Linked DNA regions of Homo sapiens: region 1 is linked to region 2. Evidence: read pairs that join two places in POLR2A ChIA-PET (ENCODE). Cell type or tissue: GM12878. All regions are shown on one strand. Each heading gives the region's core, and the rest is flanking DNA. Links, peaks and the distances in the headings are about the cores only.

Region 1 (5,391 bases), core at 317-5,316, 71 kb before region 2:
CATGGAATCAACCTAGGTGCCCATCAGTGGTGGATAGGATAAAGAAAATGTGGTACATTTACACCATGGAATACTATGCAGCCATAACAAAGAACAAAACCATGTCCTTTTCAGCAAATGGATGCCACTGGAGGCCATTATCCTAAGTGAATTAACACAGGAACAGGAAACCAAATACCACATGTTGTCACTTATAAGTGGGAGCTAAACAGTGGATAAACAGGGACATAAAGCAACAAAAGACACTGTGGATTCCTAGAGGCAGGGAGGGAGGGAGGCAGTCAAAGGTTGAAAAACTAACTATTGGGCACTATGCTCAGTACTATGGTGACAGGATCAATCATACCACAAACCTAGCATCACACAATATATCCAGGTAATGAACCTGTATATATAACCCATGAATATAAAAGTTGAAATTAATTTTAAAATGAAATAAAATAAAATTGAAAAAAATGAAATAAAGAAGTAGCAAGTATTCTTTAATTAGAAATTCTCAGAGGATGGTTGGCCACTTGTGAACAAATGGATAGGTGATGTACATCAGGTAGTTGTTGGCTATGCTAAATGACCTCTAATTCTACTCAGAGATTGTGTTATTCTTCATTAATACACAATCCCTCATGTCACCTGATAATTTCCAGTAGTCAGTGATATCTGCCTTTAACCCTGGCTCTGTAAGTTTATCTTCCATAAATAGATTGGAAATGTATTCAGTTGGAACCAAGCCAGGGAAGGGGGAGAGAATGAAAATGAGAATATCAAGTAAACATAAATGACATACTATGATTTTTTTAAAGATGGTACATGAAAACTGAAATGTTCTGTTTGTAACATTGAGAAGAGCTGAGGCTTTGCATTTTTGGTACTTCAAGTGCCAGGAGGGAGAAGCAGCAACCTCCTCCCACTCCTGGGAGTTTGGTGTAAAGGGACATGGCCCAGCCTGCAACTAACTAGGAGTTAGTCCAACCCATCTACTTGTGCTAAATTGTAGCTGTAATATCTCTGTGGGTTTCGTAATAACATATATAATTATGATGCATTGTTTTTATATAGCACCTTTCTCTAAGGAGCATAAAGTGCTGTGTGGACATTATCCCATTAAATCTCACAGCACTCTGGAGACATTGAAAGAAGGCAGGTGATATTATATCCCCTTTGAACCCAGAGCTGAAAAGGAATTTCTCCAACCAAAAGTAAATAAAAGCAAGATGGAATGAAAGCAAGATTTATAAGAGGATATAAGGTTAGAGTTTAAAGGAAGATATTGACTATGTTGGAATTAAAGGGAGATTTAAGGCAAAAAAAAAAAGTAAAAGAATTGCTGTGAGAAAATAACAAAGTGTCTAGAGTGTGTATATATATATATGTGTGCACAAAATTAAAATAATATACAAATACTTTCAAAATTTGAAAAGCAAGATTATTTTAAAACCATCTATAATTTTACTACAATAATAAAACTAATTTGATATATTACCTTATGTCTTTTTGTTTTGCTTTTACTGTGCATCTGTGATTTTCCACATAAAATTATACCATATATTCAATTTTGTATTATGTATTTTTCACTTAATTATATATCATAAAGTTTGCATACTTATAATTCTGAGTAGCCGTATAATTTTCCATGGAATTATAAACCATAATTTGTTTTACTCTTTTCTACCAAAAGGCAGTTTCCACATTTTCACCATAATAAATAACAATAGATTGAAAATCTATCTTTATGCATATGGATCTTTTATGTTTTTAATTATTTCCTTAGCAGAGAAAATTTCCGGGAATAGAATTACCAGATTAATATGGATATGTAAGTACATTTAAACATGACTGCATAAACATACTCTCAAATTAACATGTAAGTGAAAAAAAGGAATAAGAAAATTACTAAAAACCAACTATATTTACACGTTACAAACTATGTTTACAAGTTTCCAAGGCAGCTATTTTAAAAGTAAAAATGTTAGCAATTATTTTTGTCTGTGCACAAACAAGTAGTTTGATTTTATTTTTATCACATCATCATTCAATTCAATTTCTTTGGTAGTATGAAACCAGATTAAAAATAAAAAGTTGAATCTCAAAGAAAACATAAATTTGTACCTGTTTTTTAAAAGTAGATTTACTTGACTGGAACATGTAATTTCTCTGTATTCTTCTTAATTTTAATTTACATGGTCAAATGTTCTATGAAAATAATTAGGAAAGTGTGTATGTGTGTATACTAATACCTAAAGCCCCATTTTAAGAAAGTAAATATAATTGTAAATTTTTCTTATTAATTATGGAAGCACTGGAGAAAATGACATGTGTGTATTACTGTTTTTGGTGACAGGTTGTTACATGGTATCATGTACCAAAGTGATTACCTCAAGAGTCAAAGATTAGGTCGGGCGCAGTGGCTCATGCCTGTAATCCCAGAACTTTGGGAGGCCGAGGTGGAAGGATCACCTGAAGTCAGGCATTTTAGACCAGCCAACATAGTGAAGCCCCATCTCTGCTAAAAATACAAAAATTAGCCGGGTGTGGTGGTGTAGTCCCAGCTACTCGGGAGGCTGAGGCAGGAGAATTGCCTGAACTCCAGGGGTGAAGGTTGCAGTGAGTCGAGATCACACCACTGCACTCCAGCCTGGGTGACAAAGTGAGACTCTGTCTCAAAAAAAAAAAAAAAGTCAAAGATTAAAAATACTGGCTTTTAAAAACATTTAAAACACATTAAAAACATATTGATGTGTAAGGTAAATACTGACCAAGGAAACTGTCAGGCCAGTGTTTTTCCAAATGGCAATCAATCTAAATGATGTCGAGAATATGAAGTCAAAACTAGCTTAGATATGAATGAGGCATACAGCCTTAACCATGGACTTGAGAATCTTGTTTTAATCACTGTTCTCAATAATATTCTTGCTGATCTGAAGTCACATACCCCTTTTTATCTATTGTATGGTTTTAAGTAATGTTGCAAATTGACTGAAGTTAACATGGGACACCAAAACATTTCTACTAGCTGACAGAAATTTTGCAAACCATTCTCATTTTTATGGCTTTAGCAATAGTGTTCAAAGATATGAACTGAGCATTGAAGCAGTGCTAGAGATTGCATTTTCTATTTCACCACACAGTCTAACAAGCAGGGTCTGTCTTGGGAAAAATGGACTTAAAGTATTATAAGAAAGACATTTTTTCACAGACTCTAAAAGACAATTAATCTAAAGTTAGATAAATTAAAGCTACCCACTGAGAAAAGTTCATTTGGTCTCTGTTTAAAACTAAAAACTCCACGCTATAATTTGTTTTCAAATTATAGCAAAGATGAGCAATTTATACAGCTACATCCTACTCCTGTAATACAGTGATGAGCTACATACTCTCAACAACCTGTGGTCACCAAGAAAATGGAAGATAGAGAATGATTGGTTAATTTACTCATTCTCTCAGAGCTTGAATGAGGAATGTATTCCCCAATGGGTCCATAGGGAACTTCTTTCAAGACTCTATTACTAATACAATGCTTCCATATTATCCTGTAAGTATTGTTTAACTTGTTTGCCTCTTCTACTAGAGGATGAGCTTTCTTGGAGGCAAGAATTTTGATTGATGTCTTTGGTATTCCAAGGCCTTGCACAGTTTCTGGCACATGGTAAACACTTATTAAATATTGGTGAATAATCAAACAACCAAATGGTTTTTACTTCCCACCGCGCATCTACTATTGTGCTAAGGACTGAGAGAGACATAAAGAAGTGTACCTTCAAGGAGTGTATAATTAATACATAAATGTGAAGTTAATGAACACCACACGGTAGTCTGTTGTGACGCTGTAATAGAAGATTCTTTGGTGCTGGTACTAGGAAAATAGTCAAGAAGAGTTACATACACAAAAAAAAATTGTGCCATTGTGATAGGGGAGTGATAGATAGGCATGGCCATACAGGTTAACTGAGAAGTACTAAGGTCTATTTCCATCATTGTTTGATTAGTGTTCAACTCCCTTTCTAGACTGTGCTCTAAAAAGTCAGAGTGCACATGGGTTTTCATTCACCATTGTATTTCTAAGATCTAGCAGAGCACTGGCATGAAGTAGGTAATTGAGCACTTGCTTTGCTCAATATTCTCTACTTTTTCAAGGGCTAGATCATTCTCATCCTCATCCCCCAGCTTAGGTGTCCTTTCTTCCAAGATGCCTCGCAGGGTGCCCTCTGTTATTTCTTTTCTCAATCCCTAGTTTATTTCCTTTGCAAAACATATCACCACGTATTTGGCTCTTTACTCATTCTTTTACCTGTCACTCCCACCAGACCTGATGGTAAACCTCTGTCCATCTGTTTTGGTCCTGGTTGCAACCATAGCTCATATCACAGCACCTGGTACCCTTTCCCTGCAGAGGCTCTTACCTCATAGAGGTCTTTTCTTACCCTATCTAACGTAGCTTCTCCCAATCCTTATCGTGGTTTATTTTCTCTCTAGCACTAATATTTTCTGAAATTATTCTGTGTATGTAGTTATGCCATATTCAAACTATAAACCCCATGAGGACAGAGCCTAGAGCCATTTCTACCTGATTCATTGCTGTATCAAGGCTTAGTAGGGGGACTGACACAAACAGTTCTTGAATGTGCAAATATTTAGCAAATAAAAGGTGATGGCACAAATAAAAGACAAAATAATTAAAAAAAAAAAGCAAAGGAAAGAGATTAGTTGTTAACTAGGATAGCAAAACAAGTGTTAGCTTAGAATTGTGATGGTAAAGGCAAGATCTATTTTCAATGAAAAATAATGGTTGGAAATCAAAGATAGTTAGAGTAAAGAGAAGTGACAAGGACTAAACCAGAAGAGCAATCTGAAGACTTTATCTCTACACAACTGTGGGCAAACATCTCTACACAATTTGGCAGCTTCTTTTTCTTTTTTTCTTTCCTTTTCTTTTTTTTTTTTATTTTTTTGGTTGGTTGCTTGTTTTGAGATGGAGTCTCCCTCTGTTACCCAGGCTGGAGTGCAGCGGTGCGATCTCGGCTCACTACAACCTCTGCCTCCCAGGTTCAAGTGATTCTCCATCCTCAGCCTCCCGAGTAGCTGGAACTACAGGTGCATGCCACCACACCCAGCTGTGGTTTAATGAGAGACACAAACGAAACAATGGTTAGACCAAGACAGTAATGTAAGGTCATTTAGAGCCAGGACAAGCTGAATTACTTGCCATCATGCAAAAACACTCATGGGACTGGACAGACCTAGGTTTGGCTTTTACTCTTCTATTTATAGCTGTATTACAGTGGGTAAGGCAGGTGCCTTCTGTGAGCCACAGTGTCTCCAATTGCAAAATGAGAAAAATAAAACCTGCCATGTAGTATCATTTTTAAAATAGAACAAAGAAATATATGTAAAAGG
Region 2 (5,391 bases), core at 258-5,257:
TTTGATATATTTTAAAAATGAAGCTGAGTGGGCTTTTCCAACAAATTAAATTTGCCACATGAGAGTAAGAGAGAGGTCAAGAATTACACCAAGGATTTGATTCTAGCAAGTGAAATAGTATATGAGTCTATAGTTCAGGGAAAAGCTCCAAGGTTGGGATATAAATTTAGGAGCAGTGAGGGTATGGATGGTACTTGTTGCCATGGAATGAGGTGAGATCACAAACTCAGTGTAGAGAGGAGATGTCCTAACACTGACCCTGGGTGAACTCTGAAATTTAGGAGATTAGGTGGAACCAGTAAAGGAGACTGAGGATAAGTGGCCAGTGAGGTGTGTGAATCAAGTACATGGTGTCCCAGATGCAAAATCATGATAGTTTTTCAAGAAAAGAGTGATCATTGTGTGGAATCTACCAATAAGTTGATGAAGATGGACCTGAGAATGCTCAATGGATTTGGCAAGGTAGGGAGGGACCACTGGTGACCTTGACAAGTACTGTTTTGCTAGAATGGTGGGTATGAAAGACTGATTAGAATGAGTTTTAGAAAGAATAAGAGAGGAGGAAGTGGAAAGAGTGAGCTCCTACAGCTCTTTGGTGGAGCTTTGCTATAATAAAGAGCAGAGACTGAGATGTAGATAAAAGCAAGATCATGGAAATAATTTTTATAATGGGAATTATTAATGTAAGGTGTATGTCAATAGCCATGATTTAGTGGAGAGTGAAAGATAAGGGATAATTGCAGGGTGAGGTTCTTGAAGAGGTGAGAGAGCAAAGTATTCAGGACACAGGTAGAGAGAGTGGCCTCAGAGCCATAGGTGCAGGTGGGAAGGTAGGATTTAGATCTAGCAAAGTGGTAGATGGGATGTGAGCTTGTGGAAGTTCTCACTGGTTCAATTTTTTTTTTTTCAGTGAAGGAGGAAACAGGATCATCAGCTAAGAATAGGGAAAAAGATGCTAGAGGTCTGACATACATTGTGACATAGTTGTTCCAGAGGATAGGAGGAAGGCTATACCAGTGAAATGCTATCGGATTGGCAGGCAACACAGAGGTAAGTTTGGGATTTAGAGAGAGAAAAGTTAAGATCGTTTTTGTCTTTTTCTCCAAACATGAAATAAACTGTGTGAGTGTAGGTTGAGAATAGGCTGTGAGTTTGAGTTAAACTGGGTTTTGCCAGACAAATATGATTCAGGAAGAGAAAGGCATAGAAGATGAACGTATATGAAAACAACAATTAAAGTGATAAGATATTGAGAATAAGTAGATAAGAAGGAAAGAGAAGACATTTGAAAAATTGAGAGATAATGTCAAGGCGATCATTTGATTGTATTTGTCTCTGTGAGTATGGTCAAAGAAGTTTGAAATTTAGATAATAAACTGATTAATAGGAGGTTGTAATCAGAGACAAGAAAGGCTAGAATTCATATCATGGAGGTTGTCTGGTTATCAATACTAGTGTGTCCTAGGGTTTGCTCTGAGAGAAGGCATTCTTTCAGTATTGATGAAGGTGAAATTATTGCTGAGGAGGTTAAGGGGCTGAGAGACCGAGATATTGGAGGGATCATCTATATAGACATTGAAATCACCAGAGTTAGGACAAAAGGAAGGAAAGTCTCCAGTTTGGGAACTTACTGGTGTGTGTGTGTGTGTGTGTGTATATATATAGATATTATATGTATTATATATTATACACGTGCCATGGCACGTGTATACCTACGTGACAAACCTGCACATTCTGCACATGTATCCCAGAACTTAAAGTACATATATTATACATATATGGCACGTGCATACCTTCATAACAAACCTGCACATACCTATGTAACAAAACTGCACATTCTGCACATGTATCCCAGAACTTAAAGTACATATATATGTATACATAATGTATATATGTATAATATATAATACATATAAAATATATATACAGTATTAATTTCCTATTACTGCTGCAACAAATAACCACAAACTTAGTGACTTAAAGCAAAGCATACTTATTATTTTAGAGCTCTGTTGGCTAGGGTTCAATATGGATGTCACTGGGTTAAAATTGGGGTGTCAGTAGACATATGTTTCTGGAGCTCTGGGGGAGTATTTGTTTCCTTGCTTTTTTCAGTTTGTAGAGGCCTCCTGCATTCATTGGCTCATGCTTCGTACTTCTTTTACAAAGCCAGCAACATTTCACCTTTCTTGTCACACTTCTGTAGTCAAATTTCCCACTGACCATACTTGGGAAAGTTTCTATGCCTGTAAGAACTCATATGATAAGAATAATCCCACACAGATAATCGAACATAATCTCCCCATCTCCAGGTTCATGATTTAGTCACATTTGCAAAGTCCCTTTGTCACATAACATAGCACATTCGTAGGTTCCTGGAAATAGGCTGTGGACTTCTTTTGGGGGGGTGCATTATTCATCCCACCACACCTGGCTGAGGTGCCCCGAGCGGCGCAGTCTCTTAGAGATTGTCCTGATTGCCGTGCATCTCTTCTTTCTAATTATTATTTAGCATTCCTTTTGCATGGTCCCAATCACTCTATCATTATATTATCCATTTAAATTTAACTATACGAGGAGCAGAATTACTGGCATGTAACCAATGTCTCTCACTTCCTCCTACTGCTGATAGTGAAGTTTCTGTTACGTTTCATTTAGTATGTCTTTCTCATAATATGAGTGTTTTTCTCAGACATAATTTCTCATAAGTGAGTTTTGCTCAGACAAGATAGTAGCATAGACATTATGTGAATTCTTGCACGTTCTCAAATATCTTTCATCCTAACTGATAAAGAATATTATCCCAAGATATGAGATTCTTAGGCTGCAGTTCTTTTTTTCCATCAGTCTGTAGGGTTTTTTTCGAGTGTCTAGTTTTTATTGTCACTACTGAAAGCTCTGATACAAAACTGTTTTTCCTTTGTAAGTCATTTTTATTCCTCCTGGTAATTTGTAAGTGTTCTTCCTCTTATTCTTAGAGCTCAGAAATGTTATCTAGATACGCCTAGTTTTGTGTCTTTCTTTTTAATTTATTTCTCTCTGGATTCCAGCAAACCCTCTAATTTGCAGATTCAGATTCCAGTTATCCTTTAACTTAGATAAATGTCCTTCCCTTTACAAAAATTATAGCCCCTCTTACATATATTCTTTTTACTTCTTTTGGAATTCTCATTATTTGTAAGTTATGCCAATTAGATCTGCCTCCTAAGCTTTTTACATATTCCGTGATGGTTTTATCTGTTTGTATTTTTTTCTCTATATTTTCAAATATTTCTTCCATTTAATCATTTGGACTTCAAATTTGAGCCTTAATAGCGGTAATTATTTTTAAAAGTGAATTTATTAAATGTTTTAGGTTGAAGATCAGTCCTTTGAGGAGTTATAATTGAATGTTTTTAAAGACACTTGGGTTCCCTCAGAGGATTATTCTAGTTTTTTGCCCACACTTAGATTTATCACTGGGGCTCAAAATGTGCTTCTGATACTCCTGGAACATCAGCATTCCCTTGGGTGCTGGTGAAGATATAGCAGTTTCTGTTCTTGTGGGCTAATTTGGAAAATTGTCAGTTCCCCACTGGGACTCCAGGAAAAAACTCTGCTTTGCTGCCTATCAAGGTATAAAGCCAACTGGTCTCCCCACTTCAGAGAAAGACCGTGCTCAGCCCAGTACGGAACTCTCCTGAAATGCCTTAGAAGACAAGGATGCCAGCAGGTCCTCAAAGAACAGTCAAGCAGAATGGTACCACTGTTGCTTTGTTCTGTGTTGTTTTGTCTTTTAAAGAATCTATGGATATCTATGGGCCAAACTCAATCCAGGATCCAAAAGCCTCACTTTCTCCCTCTAAAATGGGAAAAAGATTTCTGATAGAAGAAAATGATGTATGCCAAATGCAAAAATAAAAGTAAATGCTGTGAGAAAAGTATTGGTAGTTGTAATTTCTCTTCTTATTCTCAGATTAAAATGTTAAAAACATTTAATCTTCTAGCTTGAGACAGACAAATTTATACAAGTTCATGTCTATTAATTTATTTAATTTCCATAAAACAGACTTAAAGCAAGTATTATTCTTTGTAGATAAGAAAAATGTTGCTCAGAGAACTCAGTAAACTTTTACAAAATCCCCAAAAGTTGTAGGACCAGGATTCAAATCCAGGCCTTTGAACTCTAGTTCCAATGTGCTTTCCACTATTCCACAGAATTGCCCTTACAATGTGATATTATGTCCTCAGGCTTTACAGAGTATCAATTCAAGAGCCATCCATGCTCACAGCATTATTTATCTATTGAAACTATAGATTCAGGGGTGTATGTGCAGGTTTGTTACATGGGTATATTGTACAATGCTGGGTTTGGCCTTTAGGGAACCCTTCATCCAAATAGTGAAGGTATTATCCAATAGGTAGTTTTTCAACCCTTGCCCCCATCCTTTCCTCCCTCTCAACTTTTGGAGTCCCAGTGTCTAGTGTTTCCATCTTTATATCCACGTGTGTACCCAGTGTTTAGCTCTCACTTATAAGTGAGAACATGTGGTATTTCATTTTCTGTTTCTGTGTTATTTCACTTAGGATAATGGCCTCCAGCTGCAGTAATGTTGCTGCAAACTAGCAGCACTTAAGCATCTTTTGAAAGTCATAGCATCTTATTTAATGACTCATACAATAAATTCATGTTTGGATTTAGTTTATGAAAGAAGTTTCTCTACTAACAAATTTGAATGTTTTCTTCTGCCAGAAAGTCAATGCTTCATAACTCACATCTTCTTTCTTTTCTTTACTGCCAGGAAATTTAATTCAGCTAAATTTAAGACCTAATTACGGTAATCAAATCATCTTGGGTAACTGATAACACTGAATTCCTTTACTTCTGAAATGTAAGGGATTGTCTTCTTTTTATAACTTTTTTTCTTGAAAGTATCAACAAATAATTTTGAATAAAATAGTATAAATTGACAATAAATAAAAATGAGTTGCTTTGTTCTGCACTTTTTAACAGGTATTAAGGGGTTCTGAATCTAGAAACAACTTACCGGGGATGGGTAAGAAGAAAGGCAGAGAGTTAACCTGCTCTCCTTAAGCAATTCAGGAGAATTTGGAAGGTTAGGAAGGATGTCTTTTGGGGAGGAGAGACAAAGGATAGGAGATTGAAAGAAAGAGAAAGCAGTATACCAATGCTGGGCATAGAGAGCTCACACAGAAGAGACGACTGGAGAAGATCCCTCAGGAGATCTCGATGCAGAGCCCAGGGACTGATGTGCATTGTGCACTCTCAACTGACTCCTGTGATTCTCCCTAAGCTCCTGTCCCTCGCCTTTTACTACTGGTCACATCAAAACAGCTCCAGTACAGCTACCTCCCCTAGCATTCATCTAGAATGTGGAAACTCATGCCTTC

Evidence for each region. ChIA-PET counts read pairs that join two places held together with the same protein. Peaks named below come from ENCODE experiments on the same cell type or tissue, not always from the same donor. Only the 100,000 strongest peaks of a DNase experiment are listed, where the experiment ranks them.
Region 1: POLR2A ChIA-PET joins it to region 2 with 5 read pairs; 2 of 35 experiments call an interaction of 5 or more read pairs at or near these places.

Annotation. Positions count from the first base shown.
Region 1 is chr12:44,357,908-44,363,298 of GRCh38, forward strand. The region is part of intron 6 of TMEM117 (transmembrane protein 117); the gene reads left to right. Among named protein-coding and RNA genes, the nearest start is that of NELL2, 520 kb to the right of the region's middle. In GM12878, for the core only: no CTCF peak of the experiment used is centred there; no DNase peak of the experiment used is centred there.
Region 2 is chr12:44,429,324-44,434,714 of GRCh38, forward strand. No RefSeq gene overlaps it. Among named protein-coding and RNA genes, the nearest start is that of NELL2, 440 kb to the right of the region's middle. In GM12878, for the core only: no CTCF peak of the experiment used is centred there; DNase peaks (open chromatin) are centred at 2,213 and 2,688; H3K27ac peaks cover 2,286 bases.